6 separate regions of the Homo sapiens genome follow, and regions 1, 2, 3, 5 and 6 are each linked to region 4. A link is an interaction called in ENCODE POLR2A ChIA-PET data of the cell type or tissue named here. Cell type or tissue: MCF 10A. All regions are shown on one strand. Region 1 overlaps TPRG1 (tumor protein p63 regulated 1). Region 2 overlaps TPRG1 (tumor protein p63 regulated 1). Region 3 overlaps TPRG1 (tumor protein p63 regulated 1). Region 4 has its middle 110 kb from the start of MIR944. Region 5 overlaps TP63 (tumor protein p63). Region 6 overlaps TP63 (tumor protein p63).

What was found. ChIA-PET counts read pairs that join two places held together with the same protein. Peaks named below come from ENCODE experiments on the same cell type or tissue, not always from the same donor. Only the 100,000 strongest peaks of a DNase experiment are listed, where the experiment ranks them.
Region 1: POLR2A ChIA-PET joins it to region 4 with 10 read pairs; 2 of 35 experiments call an interaction of 5 or more read pairs at or near these places.
Region 2: POLR2A ChIA-PET joins it to region 4 with 27 read pairs; 4 of 35 experiments call an interaction of 5 or more read pairs at or near these places.
Region 3: POLR2A ChIA-PET joins it to region 4 with 10 read pairs; 4 of 35 experiments call an interaction of 5 or more read pairs at or near these places.
Region 5: POLR2A ChIA-PET joins it to region 4 with 21 read pairs; 3 of 35 experiments call an interaction of 5 or more read pairs at or near these places.
Region 6: POLR2A ChIA-PET joins it to region 4 with 29 read pairs; 2 of 35 experiments call an interaction of 5 or more read pairs at or near these places.

What each region holds. Positions count from the first base shown.
Region 1 is chr3:189,302,117-189,306,116 of GRCh38, reverse strand. All of the region lies in intron 4 of TPRG1 (tumor protein p63 regulated 1), which reads right to left. Among named protein-coding and RNA genes, the nearest start is that of TPRG1-AS2, 64 kb to the right of the region's middle. In MCF 10A, no CTCF peak of the experiment used is centred here; DNase peaks (open chromatin) are centred at 1,256 and 1,516.
Region 2 is chr3:189,266,297-189,270,296 of GRCh38, reverse strand. All of the region lies in intron 4 of TPRG1 (tumor protein p63 regulated 1), which reads right to left. Among named protein-coding and RNA genes, the nearest start is that of TPRG1-AS2, 28 kb to the right of the region's middle. In MCF 10A, a CTCF peak has its summit at 1,734 (motif pointing left); DNase peaks (open chromatin) are centred at 746 and 1,986.
Region 3 is chr3:189,274,746-189,278,745 of GRCh38, reverse strand. The region is part of intron 4 of TPRG1 (tumor protein p63 regulated 1); the gene reads right to left. Among named protein-coding and RNA genes, the nearest start is that of TPRG1-AS2, 36 kb to the right of the region's middle. In MCF 10A, no CTCF peak of the experiment used is centred here; a DNase peak (open chromatin) is centred at 1,715.
Region 4 is chr3:189,936,010-189,940,009 of GRCh38, reverse strand. No RefSeq gene overlaps it. Among named protein-coding and RNA genes, the nearest start is that of MIR944, 110 kb to the right of the region's middle. RefSeq lists an enhancer at 1,561-2,760. In MCF 10A, no CTCF peak of the experiment used is centred here; DNase peaks (open chromatin) are centred at 2,289 and 3,609.
Region 5 is chr3:189,861,093-189,865,092 of GRCh38, reverse strand. TP63 (tumor protein p63) reads right to left here. Exons shown (of 14, transcript NM_003722.5): 5 at 675-861. Among named protein-coding and RNA genes, the nearest start is that of MIR944, 33 kb to the right of the region's middle. In MCF 10A, no CTCF peak of the experiment used is centred here; DNase peaks (open chromatin) are centred at 1,892 and 2,262.
Region 6 is chr3:189,839,961-189,843,960 of GRCh38, reverse strand. All of the region lies in intron 4 of TP63 (tumor protein p63), which reads right to left. Among named protein-coding and RNA genes, the nearest start is that of MIR944, 12 kb to the right of the region's middle. In MCF 10A, no CTCF peak of the experiment used is centred here; DNase peaks (open chromatin) are centred at 540, 880 and 2,270.

The DNA of each region.
Region 1 (4,000 bases), 630 kb after region 4:
CAGTGCCTGAACTCTGTAAGCCCATGATCTGACAATCTATGAGCCGATTTTACTATCAATTTGTTCCCAGACCTCAAAAAGCACAAATAGAAACTTGCAAGTCTCATTTCAGAAATAGAGGATCACTTATTTCAATTATTCCCACTTTCTATCCTCAAGGAAAACAGCTGGATCTGGCCTCCATTCCCACAGTAGTGGAAGTAAGAAGGACAATGTACTCTTTACTTCTAGTAAGTTCCAAAGCCTCCCAGAAAGAGGCAGAGGCAGGGGAAGGGTCCCATAAGGACTTGGTGGAAGAAGGTTTGTAATAGTCATGGATGTTTAGGATCCTAAACTATCTGAGTTGGAAGGCCTTTTGGAGAGGTCAGTTTCCAATTCTTTGATTTTATAGATATGTAACTGAGACTAGAGTTTTCAAAGATCACAGTTCTTACTTTAGTCATGTTAATTACATGTTTCACTCAGTGACTCAGATTCAGAGTTCTACTCAAACACCGTTGTTGGCAGGATAGAAGACCAGAGCAATTACTACTTTAAATCATCATAGCAGACCAATAGAAGTTTTGCTTTCTACACACAAAAAAAGCAAAGACATGCTGAAGGGGTGAGTTTTATACAGTAGAAACTGCTCATACTAGTGGCAAAGCACACAGTCATGAAAAACAAATATGGCTTAACAACACAAAAAGCAGCTACAGGTTGGAAGAAGGAAACACATTCTTTGATAACCAACTTTGTAAGAGAATAAATTATTTTTGACAGGAAAGACTCCTCTCCTCCAAGTTGTTTTTAGCTGAGCTAGAAAATATGCCAGTCAGTCCTCAGTCTGAGTTAATATACTCATTCCGTGCATTCTTCTTTCTTCAGAGAGAAGCCACAGGTCCTCTTGCATAGGGCAACATAGCTGGCTTCCTCTCCCTGGACTTCTCACTCTCCTTCTACCCTGGCCTCCAAAGAGTCTCTGTTAAGGCACTAACCTACCTGTTAGCAAAACTGAATGAGGACACCTAGCTCCCTAGAAGGAAAGATGGCAGCTTTCATTATTACCTCCATCAGCTGCCCCTCCTTTCTACTCATCTCAAATCTCAAAGCTCCACCACAGAATTAAAAACATAGCTCGAGGCACCAAACCGAGATTTATGAGGAAGCACAGACATTAACTCTTGCTCTAAACGCAGGGCGTGTGCTTGTAAGTATGGGTGAGCAAACAGAGGGAGGCTGTGAGTGGGAGGAGGCGGGCGGGCGATGGGGAGAGAGCAACTCAGAACAACATGATCTATTTTCTTAATGTCTCCTTTCCCCCTACCTTAGAGCAAGTATTGTTGAAAGGCAGACTTCTAGGCCCATGAAATGTTAGTCTCTTGCTTATTTAATCTGGACAAAAGCAGGGACAGAGTTGGCACCCTGGAGGGTATTCAATGCTCCTTTGCTCATTGAATGACCTCAGAGGAAATATTTTCCATGACAAGAACCCAAAAGACGCTGGCACAGAGTCAGACAATAAGATTTGCAGAATGTGTTTACATTCTCTCCATGTCCCCAGGCTGTTCCAAACCCATCGGCAGGTGCTGCCTTTATCTGCTCTCTTTGCTCACCTGGCTCCCTCCCAGAAGTTTCCAGGGCCTTTAGCTCAGTGAGATTAACCACTTACTGGCAAGGGTAACCAAGAAATTGTATGGGTTATATTACTTGAGGCAGAGGTAAGTAATAAATAAAGCAGATCGGCAATGTTCATCAAAAAAAGATTCAGGGGCATTGTGGTGTCATTGTAAAAACCTTGAGTGAGAATTAGAAGGCCTGGGTTCAAAAGATGGATCTGCCACTATTCAACTGGGTAACTTGAACCTTTTACTTCTCCGGGCTCCGGGGATCCATCTGTAATATCAGGTAGTTAAAACTAGATCATTTGTAAGATCCTTTTCTACCCCCAATAAATTAAGATCTATGCTGAAAGACCAGAATAATTTGTGTTATGCTGGTTAGACAAAAAAAAAAAAAAACAAGAGTTAACCCAAGGGATAACTTAATGAATATGAGAAATTCTCAGAAGGATACTAAGACCTGAACATTCCTCTCCTAAAAGGTGAAAAAAAGTGATCTTAACCTGCAGAAGAAAAGACTTGAGGTTAAATCAAGAGCAGAATTTAGATCAAGTGAGAGTGAATAATTATAAAAAGGGTTACCAAAAATGGTCACGGAATCTCCCAAACTGAAAGTCCTTAAAAGAGATGTTTATCTGCTTGGGAAACTTTAAATGTGCTTGTCCTAGAGGTGGTCATGTTCATGGCTGAAGAGAGGAAGACAAAGTTTCCAAACCAAAGGTCCAACCTAAGATTTCATGACTCACAATGTTGGAATATATGTGTGTTTGTGCAGTAAATATTTATGCTGAAATAAACATGGCTGCTTACAGTGCCAGGTACATAGAAACCACTTAATGAATTTTTGTTTAATGAAGGTGAATGAATGAGTTTACAGACCAAGTTAGGATGCCTGTCAATTTGAATGTCATATTATTCCATTTTTAGAGTGTTACATGTTATGGTAGTAAGCTCCCTGGACTGGTAGTCAAAAAAAAATGTGGTTCAAATCCTTGCATTTATAGTCACTTTCTTTGTGGTTTAGACTGGGCACTTTTCTTGATGTGCCAATTCCCTCCTTATAAAATAAAGAAGGCACTGGATTGGATAGTGTCTAGAGGACACTCTAACTCTACACAAACCTAACGTGTTTGACCCATCAGAGCAGAGGATTACCAACCTTTGGGTTTCACTTAAATAACACAGAGAAGTATTTTTCCTCAGTGAATTAATTTGGATGAAAGTCATTCTCAAACTTACATACTTATTTTCTTATATTAAAAATAGCTATTTTTAATTACTTAATAAAGTTATCCAAAAAAACACCCAGATTTTAAGACCTAGAAGGGAGTTATTATTCATCATTTATGTCCTGTGTCCTTGGCTCCTTAAATTCACCAAATATAGACTGAAATCTAAATGTTACCCAAATTAATACTCAAAACCCTTATAATACTTTCCTATACTGCTTCCCTTTATGAAAGCCAGCTGTTGTATATGAAGAGTCAGACTATTTGCCTAAAGCTCTAAAAGATTCTTGACTGCTAAGTTTATTGGTTCTTATGTCAGCTGTCTCCTCCATCACCATCAGGCTGCCATTTCTTGCTGCTATCAACATTCCTGACTTTAGCTGCTCTTTTTCTAATTTGTTTTTTCGAAACTTCTATTGACAGGGAAACTAGGAACATACTGTTATTGGGGTGATGGGCAAATGATAAAAATACCCTCTTTCTCAGGCCATTTATTCTAAGGAAAATGCAACAAGTTATTAGAAAAAGCTGTGTTTTCTCAGATGCCATTTAAATGGAAAGCTAATCCAATGAAGTTGACAATAAATAACTTTCGAACAAAGGAGAAGAAACTGGATGCTACTTTAAGTTGTGAGCATCTAAATGGCCTATTTGGAGTCCATGTCTGTCAGAAAGAAACAAATGTCATCCTAGGATTAAAAGTGATAACTTTCTTTCCACTGATGAGGATGACATGAAATGTTGTCATTGCTAGAGTCATACTTCGGCAGACACTGGCATTGTCATATTCTGTACACGGAGCCTCACACCCTGATCCATCCTTCAAACCTTTTAGGGTATAACTCCCTCAATAATGAATAATTAATTTAAGTGGGAACATTTTAAGTAAATCCTTCATAGAAATCCTCCATGAAGTCCAGGGAAATTGCTCCGGATACAATTGTGATGAGGATTCAGAAGAAGGAACAATCTCTCATAGTTAAAGGTATCAAAAAAGGCTTCATTCATTCAATACGTCTTTACTGATCTTTGACTTTGTACCAAGTGCATGCAAGGACCTCGAAAGATATAAAACAAGCCTTCCATAAACTCAGAGCAGCCTAATGATTTTATAACTATGGGGCCTTTTAGCTGGGGTTTGATGGATATAAGGCTTTTGATGAGAAAATA
Region 2 (4,000 bases), 670 kb after region 4:
GCCGGGATGAGATCTAATTCAAAATTCCTGACACGGATATCCAGGCATGTTCCCTCCAATATGGTATAATTTCTGTAAAACCACCTGGACCTTTTTTTTTTTTCTCTCTTCAGCATGTTATTATTATTTTTCTTAAAAGTAGCCAGAAAGCAATTTTAAATTATCAAATTTTATTTCTGAAGATCGGACTTTGAACAACATAGCTAGTTTGTGCTCTCGTTACTCTACAGACAAAAAAGAAGAAGAAGAAGAAGAAGAAGAAGAAGAAGAAGAAGAAGATCCAGAGAAGAGAAAAGATAGCCAACGTCAGGGAGCCTGTTTATGAAAAGTCAAAACTCTATATCTACTCAACCAATGCTCCATTTCCTCCATGTTTCCACAGAGCATGTTCCTTTTTCCTGGTGACATAAAAAGAACAAAACCAAAAAATGCTAGAATTTGTAAATTTAGGTCAATGAAAAAACTCCTTAGCTGTTTACCCATCTTTAAGTCTTACTCTCAGCTTTGCCATGGAATTCTTGACCACAGTCCCCTAAGACCACTGTAAAATGAGGGAGATTAAAGCAAACGCTGAAAAATCCCTTGTAGCTCCAAAAGCTTGTATTTCTTCTCACCTACTTTTATTTCTTGAATTATATTTATAGCATCTTGGAAGGCTCTAAACACATCATAATTAACAGGGTTTTTTTTTCTGCAATGAATCAGAAGAAACAAATCCTCTGCCAAGTATCCCCAGCACACATGCCATTCCTCCAGATGAGTTCTCAGGAAATACACCCTGCACAGCTCCGGGACTCAATACAATTTCTTGAACATGCCTCTTCTCACTTGTATTTAAACTGGCGCACCTAAGTAAGGTCTCCCCTCTATGAAGTGATCCACATCAGCAAATATTATTACAACTCCTAATGCAAAAGGATTCAAAAAGTGAAAAACGAAAACAAAATAATATATGGCTGGTGATTAAAAGAAGATTTAGAAAATCATGGAGACAGAGAGTCACAGTTTACGACCTTGAGACCACACATTGTTATGGAAAATGTATGTTTAGGATGGATTTTTACTGGAGTACCCAAAACATTGAACTTTCACCAAGAAAGTTAGTGATAGTCTTTTCTGCTTATGTTTTGCCTTGTGCCTTTTTTTTCTGTGTGCTTTAGCTCTTGTTTTGTTCTTTTTTAAAAAGAAAAAAAGAAAAAAAAAAACCTCAGGATGTTAACTCTTGTATTTCTAAAGACAGATGATGCCCAAAGAGTTAGAAATTTAATTGTTGAGTCTTAATATCCCATTTTCTGGAGGAAAATGTATGAAATAAGAGGGTTCTCGTCATAGAGAAAATACACATGCTAAATTGACAAGGCTTGAAAAGCCAACATTCAATGTTCACAAGTAGCGAGAACAAAGAGCACCCTAAAGCCTGAAAGATCCAAAGTCTCTAGCTTCCTAGATTCTGTACTCGGTGCTTCAGGTTCCAGAAAAGATTCAGCTCTTTTTTGGAGAACTGATTCCTTCCTTTCATAAAAGCCAAATCTCTGACATACATTCCATCTGCGTTTCAGGATCTTGCTATTACGACGCTAAAGACTAGGAGCCCTTCCCTAGAAGAAATGCAACATCTCTAGCATTGATGAGCTTTCTTGTCATTCAGAGATACAAACTATTATAGAACCTCAAAGTGGGTGCCATCACACTAAATGTATCATAGTGAGTACAGGATAAATTTTGGCGCCCTTCTCAGGCATTCCCCAGCAGGGATGGGATCCTGCCCTCTGCAGGAATTCTTAGGCAACAACTTCCTAAGGAGGTATTTCTCATTTAAATATAACCTCCTGGCAACCAAATATTTATCTGGAAGAAATGGGGAGTGGCCCTGTCCAATCAGGCACCTGGGTTCAGTCCATTACTCAAAAATAACAGGATTGTGGTATTTGGGGAACGCCTCCCCACGGAGATTTGCCAAGAAATAGCTCAGCAATCCCCCATCAGCCACCCATCCTTGTCAACATGCCTCCCTGGGCATTAGAGTGAGTGGACAGCACCGCACCCAAAAATCAAACCCCGGGCATTCTTGGCACAGATACCCAAAGGCGAAGTCAAGAGTGTACATGACAAAATCCTCGCCTGCTGCCCTGTTCATCACAGCATGTGATGTAACTTGATCCTTGCTGAGGATGGTAAGTCCATAAGCTCCAAGGCAATTCTCTTTTCAGAATTTATCTCCATCCAAGTGACTTCCCTCCATTGAATTCCAAGACCATTAATCAGTATTGTCCACAAGAGGGTGATATTCAGAATCTTATATGTAACCTCTCATTTCCACACCAAGATCAGGCATCCAACACCTTTTACCAGGACTGACTCCAAGACCTGATCACACTTTTCTCAGTGCTCCAATTCATCCCACATACCGCTCCCTGTTCTAATCATTTACTCACCATTCACATACAGCAATGTGCCTGCCATATACTAATGTTGTGCTATAGGCTATAAGGACACAAAGATAAGCCTTCATGCTCTGAAATCTTTATGATGTCAGTTGGTCAATCAAAATAAATAAAACCTCCTATCTTACCATTCAACACTGTCCATGAGCATGTTCTCCTCTCTTCCACTACTGTCTCTATTTTCCAGTCACCCAGGAGACTAGTCATGATTACTTAAACAACTTTTCACACTTTCATATCATTCTTTTTGTCATACTCTTCCTCCAGTTTATGAGCCACTTTATAACTCTCTACCAAAATTCTTCATTCTGTTGTCTCTTTAGCAACAGTTCCCACCACTAAAAACGATTGCCTTGTCTATGCTCTCACAATATGTTGCTTACATCTTTATTTTGGGCTTTGTCAGATTATGCTTTATATGAAAATTAGTTTTCTATATATTTACCCTCTTAGTTCCCAATTAGATCTCAAGCTATTTGAGGGCAAGGCCAATGTATAAAGTCATGCATCACTTAACAAAAGAAATACATCTTAGAAATATGTCATTAGGCTATTTTGTCAAGGCTACTTTTGGACACCCTACACAAGGCTAGATGGTATAGCCTACTACAAACCTAGGCTATATGGTATAGAGTATATTGCTCCTATGCTATAAACATGTAACAGCATGTTACTGTACTGAATATTGAAGTCAATTATAACACAGTGGTAAGTTTTTGTATATCTAAATACATCTAAACATAGGGTACAGTAAAATATGATATAATTTTGTGGGACTGCCATCATATATGTGGTCTGTGACCAAAACTTTGTGTGATACATAACTGTATTTTATCTCTCTTTCCCTATAGAGACAACTAGACCATTGTCCTCCATTTGTTGAATCACCAAATTAAAACTATCTCAACTTAACCTTTCCAAGATCTGGGTGCAGCAATATCCAAGTTAGCATAAAGGGGAAAAAAAAAACACAAGGAAAATGCATAATGACGGTAACTATATGAAATAGCTGAAACAACTTTGTAACTAGAAAGATCAAGGAATATCAATTACCTAATATTCTTAGTTATAAGTTATGCTTTGCTCTAAAACCAGCTTCTGATGGTCAATAATAATACAAAATATAACCATAGGTGTTTTAGGGAGCCATTTATGGGGTTTAAGGTCACTGTTTTGTATACTTGCAGAGTCATCCCATCTTATACATGCCTTCAGCTTGGCCTGAATTGTGAGATACCATCTTGTTCCTATGAGCATTTTCACATGTGCTTTCTTGATCACAAAAACGGATCTCCTGTCTCCCATTATTAAGGCTTTGGCTCTCTTACACCAACTCATCATGTCCCTATTCCCACCAGAAAACTGGCTCCAGCTCTCCGTTAGTTTGTCACAGAGTAACAGGCCTTGAGTTGAGTGAATGATGAACACTCCTTTTCTGTTGAACTTACAGTACAGACTGTAGTTCTGACTGCCCCACTCTGACTCACTAGCTTCTCAGGATATAGCTGCCTATTAACATTTTGTAACACCTTAAATAATACACATAGAGGAACTGA
Region 3 (4,000 bases), 660 kb after region 4:
ACAGTGCTTTGAATGTGAGAGACAAAGTTTATAGAGCTCTGGCACAATACTTGACACACAGAAGCATAGGAGATGTTTTCAGATGGAAGAAACTGAGGCTATGTTAGATCTTGACGCTTGCCAGAACAAGAATTTAGGTTTAGGTTTCCTAAGTCCTAAGTACCTTTTTTCCTCCATGATGCCACATTTAACCTTATTTAACAAGCATATGGACTACAGAGATGGATAGAAATTGGCATTGTTCATAGCATCATTTAGCCCATTACTGACAAGGGACATTATGGGTCTGGTTACACAATCTGCTCACAGTACGTAAAGCAATCTGCTTTCCAGCACCGGCTTCCAGCACTTGGAACTGGGTTAGAAGACACAGGCCTGTGAGAATCCAGACTCCTGACCTGTAGACCCCTGCTGCTCTCTCTCCACCCAGGGCACTCGAGCAACCACTGCCCAAATGCTCACCTTGGGAAGATTCACCTGATAACCCAGGCAATAGGTTACCCAGGCCCTTCACTGCTCCTGAGACTTGGGGTCAAAGCATCATTTTAACTCTACAAAGGCAGAATATTGTGGAAAGAAAAGCCACCAAGCCTAATCAAGCAACAAAGGGCATGTGGAAGGAGCATGGTGGCAGAGGCTTTAACATCCTGCATAGGAGTGGAAGTCCTCTGGAAAGAGGGTTGATCAGCCTGCAGACACAAAGCCTGAGAAAGGAAATGATGTAATGCTCACAAATCTGAAAGGTGCTTATGGATACAAAGAAATAGGCTTCGACGTGGCTTCAGAGGCAAAAGAAGCACTGATGAATCAGATTTGTAAAAACAGAAGTTTGTAACAGCTATATCTTATTTAAAAACAGAATATGCTGGCTGAGGAGGTAGTGAGTTCCCCATTTTTGAGTAAGTTGAAGCAGACACCAGTTTCCATCCTGCCAGCTAACATAATAGTGATTCCAACAATGTGGGATTGGACTCGTAAAGCTGTAAAATACATTTGAATTCATGGATTGATGCTTCTCATGCTCCTTAATATATTAATTTTCTTTTTTGGATTTAAGTTGCCTATACATAATTCCAACAATTATCTTTCTAATTAATTAATTGACTTTCAGCACTTCAAGACGTTAAACTTTGATTTAATCTTCTCTATTCTGTATACTGTCCAAACGTGTTCACTGCAAACATCTGATGAGTGACACATTTTGATTTGGTAAGACTTGAATCAAAAATGAAAAAACACATTTTAAAAAATGAAGCTTTTTTCTAATAGCATAGAGCTGTATTTATTCTGATTCTTAATCTTATTGACTGCATTTTTTCCACCAAACTATCAGACCACCCAAATCAATTCCTCTCTTTATTTTGAATTTACTGTTTTTTGAAATATGTATGTGGTTTTGAAATTCCCCTGGGATCTTATGGTATGAGGTGTTGTGTGCGTATGTGTGTGTTTAAGGTGTCTCCTTTATAGCTTGATAATTATGTTTGGAGTAAGTGCAGCATACGGACTTACCCCCATCACACACTCAATGCTTTAAAAGCCCTTGGAGGGCTGGGGATTGTAGGGAAAGCTGCCTTGGTTGGGCAGAAAGCCACATGGCTGCACATTTCTCACAGACCTCCTGTTCCATGTTACTTCCTCTATCTTTCTGTTGCCAAACCACCACAGTTCAGCTAATTCCTCCTCGAGCAGCGTCTCACCCAGTGCTGCAATTATAGTGGAGACAGAAATGGAGTTAGAAATGAAGTAACAAGGAGGCAAAGAGAGGAGGCTACTATGATTCATCCCGAAAGCATCTGGAGTCATTAAAAAATATATACGTTGTCCAGTAATCACTCATTTTATCCACTAACTAAAAAAAAAAGAAAGGAGGAAGAAATGAAAATTAGGTGTTTCGAAAAACCCTGCCTCTCTTGGTCTCTTCCCAAGGAAGCAGCTTGCTTAAGGGGGCATGTATATGTTCCAAGCAGAATGCCAAACCTGTCATCATAAATAATCCCAAGGTATTATTTAGAACAGCCATGAGCCAAGCCAAGGAAGAGACTAGGGATTGTTAACAATGTCTTGTTTTTACACTTTATGATTAATACACATGATCTATTAAGCTTTTCCTAAAATGAAATCCCTTAGACATCAGTACTTTAAAGCATGCTTGAGGCAATATTTGGGCACTTGTCTTATGACTTGGAATTTTCCAGGAGAAAAAAAGGAGGAAAACCATGACATCAGAGCCCAAGAATTTTTGCTCACAACTCAATTTTATGGGAAGTTGCCTATTCTGCTTTCTAGTAGTCACTCAACACTAAATTTCACACAATTCCTTTGAAACCAGCTTCTCCTGACTGCCACATGCCTACTAATGACATCCTTCTTCCCCCTTCAGAATTCCAGTCTTATCCATTTTAACTTTTTTAAAATGCTCTTCCACTTCTGCAATTCCAACCACAACCCCCTACTTCCAGCACCAAATCAAGATCTGCTGTTGTGCCACATCCATGGGGGCCACCACCTCTTCATCTTCACAGCCATTTCCATCGCTCAGCCTTTCATTCCCTCTTACCAATTCTATCGTGGCAGCCTCTTCACTGGCCTCCCTTCACACCCTCCTTACCTTGCCTTCCCCTCTCAGTGTTCCTTGTGTTATCATCACATATACTGTTTCAAGAGTCTTATTGGAGTAGCACTTCTCATTTTTTTTGCATCTAGAAAGCCCTTAACCAACCAATGCTTAAGGTTCACTTCCTTTAAGAAGCTTTCTATGATTCCCCTAGGTGTCTGAACAAGATATCCCTACAATACTTATGAAAATTATTGTATTTGCCTCTCTTCCCCACTGAAGACTTTGAGGTATGAGATTGTCTATTTTCTTTGAATCCTCAACAGTTTACATAGTGATGGACCTATAGAGGGCATGGCAAAATCTGTGTGTGTTTGTGTGTGTGAAATAACAATTGGATGCCCTTCCTCATTTAAAATGGATGCATTTCCCTATTTAAAATACAACAGTAGCTTTATTGCCACCAAGAAAATACAAACATTTTACACTGGCATTCAAAGCCTCTCCTATTTGCCCCAATCTCTAACTTTATCACATCCACAATACCTTCATTATATTCAAGCAAAACCACATCTGCTGATTGTTCTCTGAATTTCTTTCCTGACCATATGGCTTTATTCTTGCTATACCTTCTCCCTGGAATAGCCTTTCCCTCTAACCCTTTCTTCACATCCCAACTTCCCACCTGTTACTATCTTCCAAAGGTCTCGTCTTATACTATTTCCTTTGTGTTGCCCAGATGCAGTCACAACTGTATGAATTCTCTTTATTGTCAATTCGTCTCCACTGGCATATCCTTATTGCACCTTATAATATAGCTGTATATATACTTGACTTATCCTTGCTACTAGAGCATGTAGTAGTTATAGCAGGAACTGTGTTGCTTGGCTCTATATGACTAAAACATCTAAAACAGGGATGTACACATATTCATGCTCATTGCATGGTTATTCTATTAAGATTGTTTGGATCTGTATTGAAATAACACTGTATGTATGCTGTTTGTTGTTTAAGTCAAGTTGTCAAGTAGAAGATTGATTTGAAGTTCAGCTAAAAAGAAAAAGGCCTCAGACTTCACTGCAGGTGATTCTGTTCCCTTCTACTTAGAGCAATCAGAAGACATAAATACATGCAGTGCCTTAACCTCAATAAATATTTGATGAATGCATGGTTTTGTGGATTACAATTGTTAGTCAATAATGACTTCATACACACACACACACACACACACACACACACACACACACACACACTCATTACATTATCAAGAAATGCCCTTGGGAAAACTTAGTGATTCTTGTTTATTATTTATTTTTATAAGAAAAAAAAAGCACAGGTCAAAATTCAATTTAAGGTGGGAATTAACTGTTCATATGCTTTTAAATGTTATCAAAATTAATTGATTATCTTCAAATGTTTTTAAATTGGTAAGAAATACCTATT
Region 4 (4,000 bases):
CTTGTTCTTCTCCAACTAGCTTTCCCAGTCTGGAGAGGTATGCCCTAAAGGTGGAGCCATTCCTTTGACTCAGGGTGGACATTTTTTCATCTCCTCCAATCTTTGCCTGTTTTAGGTAGAGTTCTCTTGTTGTGATGTCTGGGCATCAGAGGAGAGGGTATGAGGCCCACAGAACAGGTGTGTTCAAATCATTAAATGGGAGATAATTTGAACGCAGAAAACTACCTCTTTTTTTTTTTTTTTTTTTTTTTTTTGAGACAGAGTCTTACTCTGTTGCACAGGCTGGAGTGCAGAGGTGTGATCTTAGCTCACTGCAACTTCCGCCTCCCGGGTTCAAGCAATTCTCTTGTCTCCACCTCCCAAGTAGCTGGAATTACAGGCATACACCACCATGCCCAGCTAATTTTTGTATTTTTAGTAGAGACAGGGTTTCATGATATTGGCCAGGCTGGTCTTGAACTCCTGACCTCAGGTGATCCACCTGCCTTGGCCTCCCAAAATGCTGGGATTACAGGTGTGAGCCACCACGCCGGGCCAACTACCTTTTATACTACAGCTAACTACTAGTGTAGGATGGTTGATGTGATGATTCCCTTGTTGCCTAGTTTTGTGGATTTAAATGATAGAAGAGCTGCTCATCTTACAGTCATTTAAGCTACCTCATCCCTTTCCTTTCTTAGACCTTGGCAACCTGAAAATATGGGCATAAAAAAAAGGATGGGGATCAGGTAAATAATTAATTCCTGCGGCTGGGCACAGTGGCTCATGCCTGTAATCCTAGCACTTTGGGAGGCTGAGGTGGGTGGATCACCTGAGGTTGGGAGTTCGAGACCAACCTGACAAACATGGAGAAACCCCGTCTCTACTAAAAATAAAAAATTAGCCGGAGGTGGTGGTGCATGCCTATAATCCCAGCTACTTGGAGGCTGAGGCAGGAGAATCACTTGAACCTGGGAGACAGAAGTTGTGGTGAGCCGAGATTGTGCCATTGCACTCCAGCCTGGGCAACAAGAGCGAAACTCCATCTCAAAAAAAAAATATATATTAATTTGTAAGACAGTCCCTTGATACATAGAAATCCTGGCAGTAGCTCTGAAGTTAAAGGGTGTATTTTGGTGTCTTTGTCTACTGCATGTAGACTAACTTCTTATCACATTAATTCTTGGTATTTAAGGTTTAACCTTCAACTTAGGGCATTGAGCTTCTATTGACATTGCCTTCAAATTTCCTGCCCTTCTGTAGGGGCAAAAATTAAGGACTAAGAGAAATTTTAAGATCTACTCAAGATCACACATGAAGTCATCAGAACTCCTGATTCTCTCTCCATTCCTGAACTACTCTTCCAGCCGTCTTGCTATCTCAGATCCTCCTCCATAAATAAACATTTTAATTGTCACTTTTTTACTATATTAGGAACTATGTTATCTAATAAAAATAGAAAAGAGAAACACAAAAATATTAATACTAGTTATATCTAGATGATGGCATTAAATGTCAATTTTTTTGTTTTTCTTCCCATATTTTCCAATCTTTAACACTGAACCATTTATTAATTTTATCCTAGATATATGTATGTGTGTGTGTGTGTCTGTGTGTGTGTATACACAATTTATTTCATAAGGCTGCATACAGTGGTATACAAAAGTCCTTTAAATAGTCAAAAGACATAACCCATCTGAGTATTATTGCTACTCAGTTATTATTCAATCTCTTGACCACTCTGCAAACTGTTAGGCTTTCTCTCAAGCTTTTTCTGGAGAGCAACCCTAAACAAAGGTGTTAGGTTCAAGGATACTCAGAGATGCAGTCTGCCCTCTTCTAGCCATTTAAAGACAAAGTCACCTCAGCCCGTGCTTTCCTGTCACCAATGCGAAATGTAGCCAGTAGCACAGTCGTAGAATCACATCACACTCAATTTCGTGCTCTTGAGGTCAAGGCCCAGCAGAATGAAAGGAACTGGCAGGTGAGAGAACCTTGGGTGGAGAATAGAGCACTGAGTCATTAAATTCTCACCAGATGTTAACTGGAAGGCTTCGGCCCACCCAGTAGCCTTAGGCAAAGTCTCTTGGCCATTGTTTTCCCATCTGTAGGCTCTAATGCTGACCAACCATCCCCTCTGGCACCTTATAAGGGAAAGCTAATTAGAAAACTCATCTTGCAAGAATGCTGCAGAGAGACCTTTCACACATGGAGTGGAACCACAGTGCCTTGAGGTACTGTGACTCAGTGGTGTATCTGACTTCCAACACCCAGGCCTGATCATTCTCCAGCCAAAAGGAGGGTGACCTATCCAGCAAAAGCCAGGCAAATTCCCACGGGGCCAGTCACAAGGATAGGGCACGGGAGTGGCAGGTCCTCACAGTGCCCTAGAAAGCACTAATTACACCCATAGTCTCAGGAAGAGAAGGGAAGAGGTCAGCCAACTCATTTGCTCATTTGTTTATTTTATTAGTACCTATCGTCTGCCCCTAAATATATTATTCCCTCCTCATGTACCAAGGATTGCATTATTTGCATGGGGAAAACAAAGATGAATCAGATAGCTCTGGCCCTCAGGTCTACTTAGAGGGAAAGATAAACCTTAAAATATTAAACACCTTGTAATCACTGCGAATGAAGGCATATACATGGAATGGAATAACATGGAATGACAAAGTCAGGTGTAGCTTAACTTGAGAGGGAAAGTGAAGGTTTACATGAGAATTAAATTAATTGTTAAGTGTAGAAAAATGAATAGGAGTTTGCCAGGCAGTGAAAAGCATGACAGCTAAGGGGATACATGTATATAAGTAAGTAAATAGGAACAGAAAAGATAGAATAAACAATCCAAGTGTTTAAAGTTCATTTCGTGCTCTAAACATTCCATAGATCTCAGCCATGTCATTCTCTAAAATTGTAATAAAAATTTTACCTCTGTTCACAGTAAAATTCTTATTTCCCAAGTAGTAGAGCACATTACAAGAGAGAGAACGGGAAAAAAGAGTTGAATAATCTAAGGCCTCCTTAACAAAACAAAACAACAAAACAAAACAAAACAACAAAACAAACAAAAAACAAACAAACCAAAAAGGTGCCGTGTCTTTTCTCCCAAGGTTCCAGGATGCTTTATCTTAGAAACAGTCAGAGGCCCTGCCCAAGCTGGCTCTGGGTTGTTCTTCTACTCCATCTGCCAACTTAATTATTTGATACACTTTTTCACTAGGATGGCTGGGAACCACCCAATAGCCATCTGTGTGTATGTGTGTCTTTTAAGGTTGCTATCCCTCATGTTTTATCTTCTGTTTTTATTTTTCTTATTTCCCAACTTCCCCTAGCCTTGGGTGTGTTCCTGTTTGGCCTCTGTGGGAGACACTCACGTGTCTCTCACTACCTTGTCAGTCTTGCTTTTTCCCCAATAATTTTCACCATTTCTCTCACCTCCTGAGACGAACCACTACAAGCAAAGCTGTGATATCTTTGCTCATTCCCTTTGCTTTGCTCTTATTTCTTCAGCTTAACATGACAAGGAAATAAAGTGCAGCCACAACGGCTGAGATGAAAAGGAGTTACATATTTTGGAGACAAGAGTGCCCTTCTTTTCCCTGGAGGCAAATGTGAGCACAGTGGTAGAGTCATCATCTTAACACATTGTTCTGTGCCCGGATCTTGTGTCATGTATAATGCAATAGATAGATTGTGCGGGCCTTGAAGTCAAACTCCTAAATGATTATGTAATATCATTCCACAGAGAAAGTAGAATCTCCTCAGGAGACTTATAAATATCAAGGTAGACATAGAAAGACCAGCAATGCCTTTGCAGAACATTCTTCTCTAGTATTTTGGTGCCTTTCTTCAGGAGCACAGATTTTGATGCATAGTCCATGGGCACAAACTTCAGCTTCTGTCCTGAGACTAGAAACGATCCACATGCACACTATTTTACTATTTTAAATTAACATAAATATGCCTTTGCCTGCAATTCCTTTCTTTTATTCTCAATGACACTACTGAGACATGAAGC
Region 5 (4,000 bases), 75 kb after region 4:
AGAAACTGTAGCCTGGGCCAAGTAGAATAGCTACCATGTAGTCTCCTGGCACCCTCTTATTTTTTTTTCATTTATTTTTTATTTTTGAGATGGAGTCTCGCTCTGTCGCCCAGACTGGAGTGCAGTGGTGCCATCTTGGTTCACTGCAAGCTTGGCCTCCTGGGTTCACACCATTCTCCTGCCTCAGCCTCCCGAGTAGCTGGGACTACAGGTGCCCGCCACCATGCCCAGCTAATTTTTTTGTATTTTTAGTAGAGATGGAGTTTCACTGTGTTAGCCAGGATGGTCTCGATCTCCTGACCTCATGATCTGCCCACCTCGGCCTCGCAAAGTGCTGGGATTACGGGCATGAGCCACCGTACCCAGCCTCTTATTTTATTTTAAAGGCAAGAAAAATAAAAAGAAGGAAGCAGGAAGGAGTAAAGATAACCAGTAGTTCAGGTCATCTAGTAATTACTAATATTAAATAGTTCAACCACTGTGAAAGCCATGAATTTATTTATCATTATTCTTAGATACTGTCAGCCAAAAAAAAAAAAAAAAAAAAAAAAGGCAGACTGATCTGCCATCGGAGTGCAGAAGTCTGAATCAGGTAGGTGGGTCTCAAACAAAAATGCCCACAGAATCTTGACCTTCAAGGAGGTTGAACAGTTAGAGATTCAAATTCTGCTTACCCTCGTTGAATTCACGGCTCAGCTCATGGTTGGGGCACCGCTTCACCACCTCCGTGACGTGCTCAGCTTTTTTGTAGACAGGCATGGCGCGGATAACAGCTCCCTGAGGAGGTGGGGTCATCACCTTGATCTGGATGGGGCATGTCTTTGCAATTTGGCAGTAGAGTTTCTTCAGTTCAGTGGAATACTGCTTAGAGTTGGGGCCAGTGGAGAAAGGAAGGAGAGAACCAACAGGAGATATTGTTACATTCCAAATCAGAACAATGAAAATCTGTCCACTTTTTAGAGCTGCATGCTGCCTGTTTACTACTGGCTACTATAGATGTGACGTATGTCAATGTTATTAGAGGAAGTTATATTAATATTTTGTGCTATCATAAATAAAACCCCATGTTTACAAAAGGTTTTATGTTTATCAAAACACATTTATGCCATTATTTCCTGTTATTTTCCTTTAGCATGAAGAAGCTGAGGCTCAGAGGGGTTTAAATGAATGAAACCACGAGTAGCTTCATAGATTACCAGAAGCTAAGTGAAAGAAGAGTATTGGCATGTACTGAGTGATATTAAACAACAACCACAAAGACAGATTTCTGCCTAGATTACAATTAATCCAGTCTTTAATATACTTTAGAGACACTCACAGGAATTAGGGTTCATGGGATTTTTTTTAAGATGGAATATCTGTTAGAGAGTGAAGAGATTTCGCCTGACGTCAGATCGCTTGAAACTGTAAAACAAGAACTCCCTTGAACGCCTGCACTTTCCTTCTGATGTCAAAGACTAGGAGAATGCAAGAGCTGAAAGGGGCTGTTTGGTCCTAAACTCCTGAAAACACCGGGCCTGATGTAGCACAGCTAATCATGGCACAGAAAGGATCTGGATGCAGATCTTCTCACTCACAAGTGAGTGAAATTTTTCCTTCTCCAGGGAGAGGAAGTTTAGTGGTGGTTAGTTGCTTGTAAGTTGGCAAAACGGGCTGGAGAAAGCCTGAGACCTAGAACCAGATAGAGATCCCATCCTGTGTTGCTTCCTCTTCCCACTTCTGAAGCAGAAGAGAACCTTCATTCTAATCCTTACACTATAGTAAACCTTATCATCCCTGTGCTCTGGGTCAAAGCCCTATCTCTACATTCCTAGCCACTCAGGCACTTTGCTCAGGCAAACCACCCAGGCACTGGAATTGCTGGCCAAGAGTGGGGCACCTAGTAACATGTATCCAAACAAAGGATAAACACACACACAGGTTGCAATCGTAAGTTGGCCCCAACATCCTCCCAGAGGAAAGATGGTGGGGGGGCAGAGCCATAGTGGCAATCGGATTCGTTACTGATATGTCCCACCCTAACTCTCACTAATGGCAAGTATCTTAACAAAAATCACACATTTAAAATGTTGCTTTATTTCTTCATTTTAAAATATAGTATTTGTTTAAATGACCTTTCCTTTTCTTCCAAGTATTCCAGCACACAAAATTTTTAGTTAGAAGTTTCCCAATGCTAGAAAAGTATTGCAAAATCAGTCCTCCATGTCCGCAGGCCATGGATTAGACGCAGCAAAAGGGTTTTATATAGCTTGAAGAAATAGGAAACATGCCAAACTTCAACCACAAAAATAAAATTCTACTTGGGAAACACTGAATGAAATCTAGATGGGTATTTTTGCTCTAGTGCTTTTAACTAAAGACTTACACAGAACTTGTTTTATGACATGTTAAGAACTTCCTTTTATTGAGAACTTGAAGAAAATAAGCATATCCATTCGTGTTTTCGTTAGGAGGTATATAACGCATAATCTAACCATGAATTTCGTAAGATGACCCTTAGGAAAGATGACTGAAAAATAAGTCTGTCAACTAATACCTAAAGGCAAATAAGGTATCCTTCCAAGTATGTAAAGATTGCAGAAATGAAGGTTAAGTGTTCAGCGTAGAAGTTTCTTAAGGAAAACATTCCATTTTAATAACTGATATACTATAAATCAAGCTCGAGAGAGTACAGTATAAAAGCATTAAGAATAAAATTAAGGATCGTCAAGTGCTAATTCTTGTTCATTCTCGGGGATGGGGGTGGGAATCTAATTTTTAAGCTTAATTAATGATAAATAATAATAGCTTCATCGTTTACTGAGTTCTGCCTTAAGAAATTTTATCCTGATACAACCCTAAGAGGAAGGTATTACAAGCATACTGTCTCTTATCTGAAACCACAGGGGCCAGAATTTTCAGAATCCAGAATTGTTTAGATTTTAGAAAAATAGTAGTTTGCATAACATATGAATGTATCCAGCAGAATTTAGGGTAGCACCATAAGATCAAACATTATTTCTGCAGAATTCATAAATATTCACACTAACTGATAAATGACTACGAAACCTGGGTTTCACCATCAAATGAGTGTGCCACAAACTTAAGAAATCAAAATAAAACTGAACCAACTTCTGATTTTCAGAGCTCTTGGAACTTCAGAATTGTAGATAACAGATAATTGACTTGAATTATCATCCCTATTTTATAAATAAGAAAATAAATGTACAGAAAGGACTTGCCCAAGAACCTGCTTAGTAACTGGTATATGAGTCTATCCTAGTCCTGTAATAACAGTTTCTTATGTCTCTGTTCTCTTAACTCAGCCATGCAAATGTTTACCTTTTTCTAGTTTCCAACATTGTGGTTCTTTTCTGAATCAATTACAATGCTTACCGACTCTTCTCCAAGCATTAAAATGGAGCTCAAAAGTGGTCTATTTAACATAGTTTTATTAATTTCTCAGTATATTGCTTACTCATTTAATGGTAGGGAGAGGCAGCAAGTGATAGAGTTGAAAAAACTTTGGGCTAGGTGGAAGACAGCCTGGACGATTACACCAGCTGCTTCTGGGAATTCAAGGATACAGTCTTGCTCTTTAACATGGTTTATTGAGGACTTTATGAGGCCCTCTGTATTATGGCCTTATCTATCTCTAATTCCCCCTACCCCTCCACCCCCACCCACACACATTTCTCACCCCATGTTCTACCCATACAAACGTTTTAATGCTTCAAACACACCATAGGATCATCACCCAAAATTCAAAATGCTATTCCCTGAAATCATGTCCTTTGCAGCAACATGGATTGAGCTGAAGGCCATTATCCTAAGTGAAACAACTCAGAAAAAGAAAATCAAGTATCATGTGTCCTCACTTATATGTGGGAGATAAGTAGTGAAGACACATGTGGTCGGGCACAGTGGCTCATGCCTGTAATCCCAGCACTTTGGGAGGCCGAGGCAGGCAGGAGCTCAAGACATGCCTGGCCAACATGGAGAAATCCAGTCTCTACTAAAC
Region 6 (4,000 bases), 96 kb after region 4:
CAACTGATCATCCTTCCTTTGACTAGGACCCCAGTTTTGTCATTCTATTTCTAAACTACATGTGTATAATGGGGCAGTAAATATTGCCCAGTGAATCATGGAAACAAAGCCAAGAGGCATTGAGTTTGGCTTCTAGTCCTCTACCTGCCCACTGACTTACTGCATCATCTTGGGCAAATTATTTCTCCTCTGGGGCTCCAACTTTGGCCCCGGATTTTTTGATTCACAAATGAGGCATTCCATTTTAAGACTGTATCCACATCAAAGGAAGGGGAATTCTGCAAAGTGAGCTTGCAAACAAGTCCAAGGCCACCATATCCTTTTGGATCTATCACAATGATCAGGCAGACGCAGATCCCAACATTGGCCCCACAGTCGTCTTGGCAAGGTATTTACTTCTCCCTGCCTCCCTTCCTGCCACAGCCGTCTAGCTGCCAGACATGTACGAATTGTGCTCTTGATCATTTTTTTAAAAAAATCCTTCCTCCAAGCACTTTTCCTGATGGCTCCAGCCAAAGGGCCGCCTGTTGCCACCTGTCAGTTGCGGGGATTAATTACCTGAGCCAAGGAGGCTGGGAGCGGCACATTCTTCCCGGGCCGCGCCCACAAATGTTGACATCAAGCAGGTGGGCTGTCTGCTACTCACTTACCGTGAGGACCAGCCAGGAGCCCACTGGGCCTGGCAGGTGGTGGGAGTGGGGCGACACTTAGACCGTGCCACAAAGCAGCAAAACCTCTGCAGGGAGTAATGTGTCCTGGGTCTTCTTGGGGAGGCCATAGCCAGCTTTGTGGCTAGCCCTGGGCACTGGCCCCAGAGGCAGCTGTGTCCTCCCTGCTGAAGGGCAGCATGTTGGCACCCACCTTGGGAAGGGGCGGGGGTGGAGCTCGCCAGCCTTGTTCTAGTTGCCTGAGGGTATGGATTTGGAAACCCAGTCTAAAAAGATTTGACAGACTTGATCGGTAATTTTGCAACTTTATCTCCCCAGGAGGGTAAAATGACCTTTCATTTAGTGTCTCCTGCCAGGGCCACCTCTGTCAACCCCACCTGACCAGTAATATCATTCACAGTTACCTTCACAGAGCAGACACTGGGAGGCATTTGTCAGAGTGACTGTCATACAGCAGGTACTCGTGTTAAGGTCGGCTTACTCTTACATGTTTCCTAAAGTCACGACCATCATGAGAAAAAGGCCAGGGTGAGATGACACTGATACGTTAGAGGTGTAGAAACAGGAGCTCAAAAGTTGAAAGCAGCACTCCAGTGAATGGTGGAACTGAGAACTGAACTGCAGTTAGTTTTCCCTCTTCTCAGTGCTGATTAAAGGCCTGCAAACCACCTTCCTGACTACTGGACATCTATGTGCTCCCCTGCCCCTCAATAAAACAAACCTGGACATTCCTCAGCAATACAGGAAGACACAATTATCTGTAGAGTCAAAATTCTTCTAGTAGAAACCCTGGATGGGCAGAGAACTCTTACCCCTCACCCCTACTGGACATACCTAGTTTAACTCCCCGATAAATGAGAGACCCAGAGAAAATATCACACCAGAAGTTAGCAATGAGACATAATTAGAACTTGTGGCTTCTAATTTCCAGCCCTGTAATCTTTTCACTGTAAAACATTCCTGTACCTCTTCTCTTTAAGATGTTATTGGTGGGGGACAGGGTTGGTGGGCAGATCGGAGAGCTTTATGGACACAGACGTGACATACACGCGCTCTCTCTCTCTCTCTCTCCAGACAGAAGACAATACGTTGCAACCCCCTTCCACTGCAGTAGCAGCATGTCTGTCTCAGCACACTGCTCTGCAAGTCAGCTATCATTTTCCCTTAAGGTAGAGAAAACATTATCCTCCCCCTAAGGGTGGCTTGCTACTCCCAACTGCCTGCAAAACCGCGGGCTACTACACTATCATTTCTTTCCCCTCTGGGCCCAAACTGGTTTTCCCTGTTCCTTCCTCAGCTCTTACTTTGTTGTATCAAGAAGTCACGCTTCTACAAAAACGATAGCCCTACCTAGAGCTCAGCGTCCTGCCTGAGATATGTTTTACCCCCTGGTCCAAGACAAAGCCTCACGCAGTGGCACCCAAAGTCGTAGGAGTCCTTCCCTGGTAGCTGACCTCCTTCAACACCTGGACGCTAGAGGTGAAAGTTATTGTCTATGCTTCCACACATACTCTTTGATTGTCTTTTAAAATGACTCACAGTATAGAATTCTTAAATCTCTGGTCTCTACTGAAGGTTGCATCATTCCTAACAGAAACACGTTCAGAAACCATTCATTCTGGGAGGCACTCACAGCTCAATTTCTATGAAATGACTCAGGTATCCTTGGCGATATAATACCACACATATTGGTTCTCTTTCCTGGTAGATTTGTGGCTTGTTTTGGAGTTTCATTTGTACATCTGCTCTAAAAGTGAGTCCTCTGTTCCAGTAATGGTAATTTGTATCTGCGGGATATTCTTTTTACCGGAAGACTAGGTAGGCCAGTCTGATAAGAAGAAATGGGAGACTATGTATCGACAGTATGGAGAGTAATGGCATCTACTGATTTCCATAAATGACACCATCACTCACCCATCTGTATAGTCCTTAACAGTTTATAGAGCATTTTCATACAGCTATTAATTTAATCCTCAGCTAACTCTATAAGAAAGTCACCTGTATTCCCTTTCTGTCAAGGAAGAATCAGAATCAGAGACTTAAGTAAACTACTTTGCTCACGATAACACAAAGTTAGAATTCTCCAATCTAGGTTTTAACTTTAAATTCAGGGCCCTTACTGTACATAAGGCACATACTATATGTACATTGCAGGATGTCTTCCTGTGCCTTTGTGGTGTCCTTGCCGTGTTCAAATCATTATACTGCATGCTAGGATGGGAAAAGGTGGGGACAAAGTATCCACCCTCTATTTACAAAAGATCTATATATACATATATATAAACTTATGTATATAAATATTGCTGACCTACAACAGTATATAGCATTAAGACACACATATAATGGAGCATGAATTCCAAAGCGCTCTCTAGCTTCAAAGCCCAAGAAGGTTATTGGGAAACCTTGAATAGTTGTTTTTTTTTTTTTTTTTTTTTGGAGACTGAGTCTTGCTCTGTCGCCCAGGCTGGAGTGCAGTGGCATGATCTCGGCTCACTGCAACCTCTGCCTCCCGGGTTCAAGCAATTCTCTGCCTCAGGCTCCCGAGTAGCTGGGATTACAGGTGCCTGCCACTACACCCGGCTAATTTTTGTATTTTTAGTAGACACGGGTTTCACCATCTTAGCCAGGCTGGTCTTGAACTTCTGACCTCGTGATCCACCCACCTCAGCCTCCCAAAGTGCTGGAATTATAGGCGTGAGCCACCGCACCCAGCCACCGTGAACAATTTTTTAACATTTCACACAAAGAATATGTTCCAAGTCCTTACTGTGTATTCTCACCCTCTCCCATCTCTCTCTCTGTCTCTCTCATAAACACACACACACACGTACACAATCTATTTTTAAAACAAAGTGTTTAATACTGTTTGCCTGAATTTGGAGAAGAAAAGAATAAAAGAATTTGTAAAAAAAAAAAAAAAAAAAAAAAAAAAAGACGAAAAGCAAAAAAGAAAAAACTCAATTCCTTAACTCCTAAAACAACTGTACATCCTCCAATTGGAGCAATAGACTGAATTATGGTAGACGTCTACCTTTTTGAGGATTACTGCATGAAAAAAAAAGTTAGGATCTGCACTTTCAATGAAAAACAACACTTACCACCCGTACGTATACACTCAAATACTCTGAATACTGGGGAAAGGGTAATATGACAGATGTAAAAAATAAGACTTACGCTTGATGTATAAAACACAAAAAGCTAACACGTACTGTGATCTACAGTCTAGGCACTTCGCTAAGTTCTTTATGTCTTATATGATCATCGCAGTAAGCTGTGAAGTAGACATTGTTATTCCATTTGCCAGTTAAGTAAATTGAAACTCCTAAACGTGA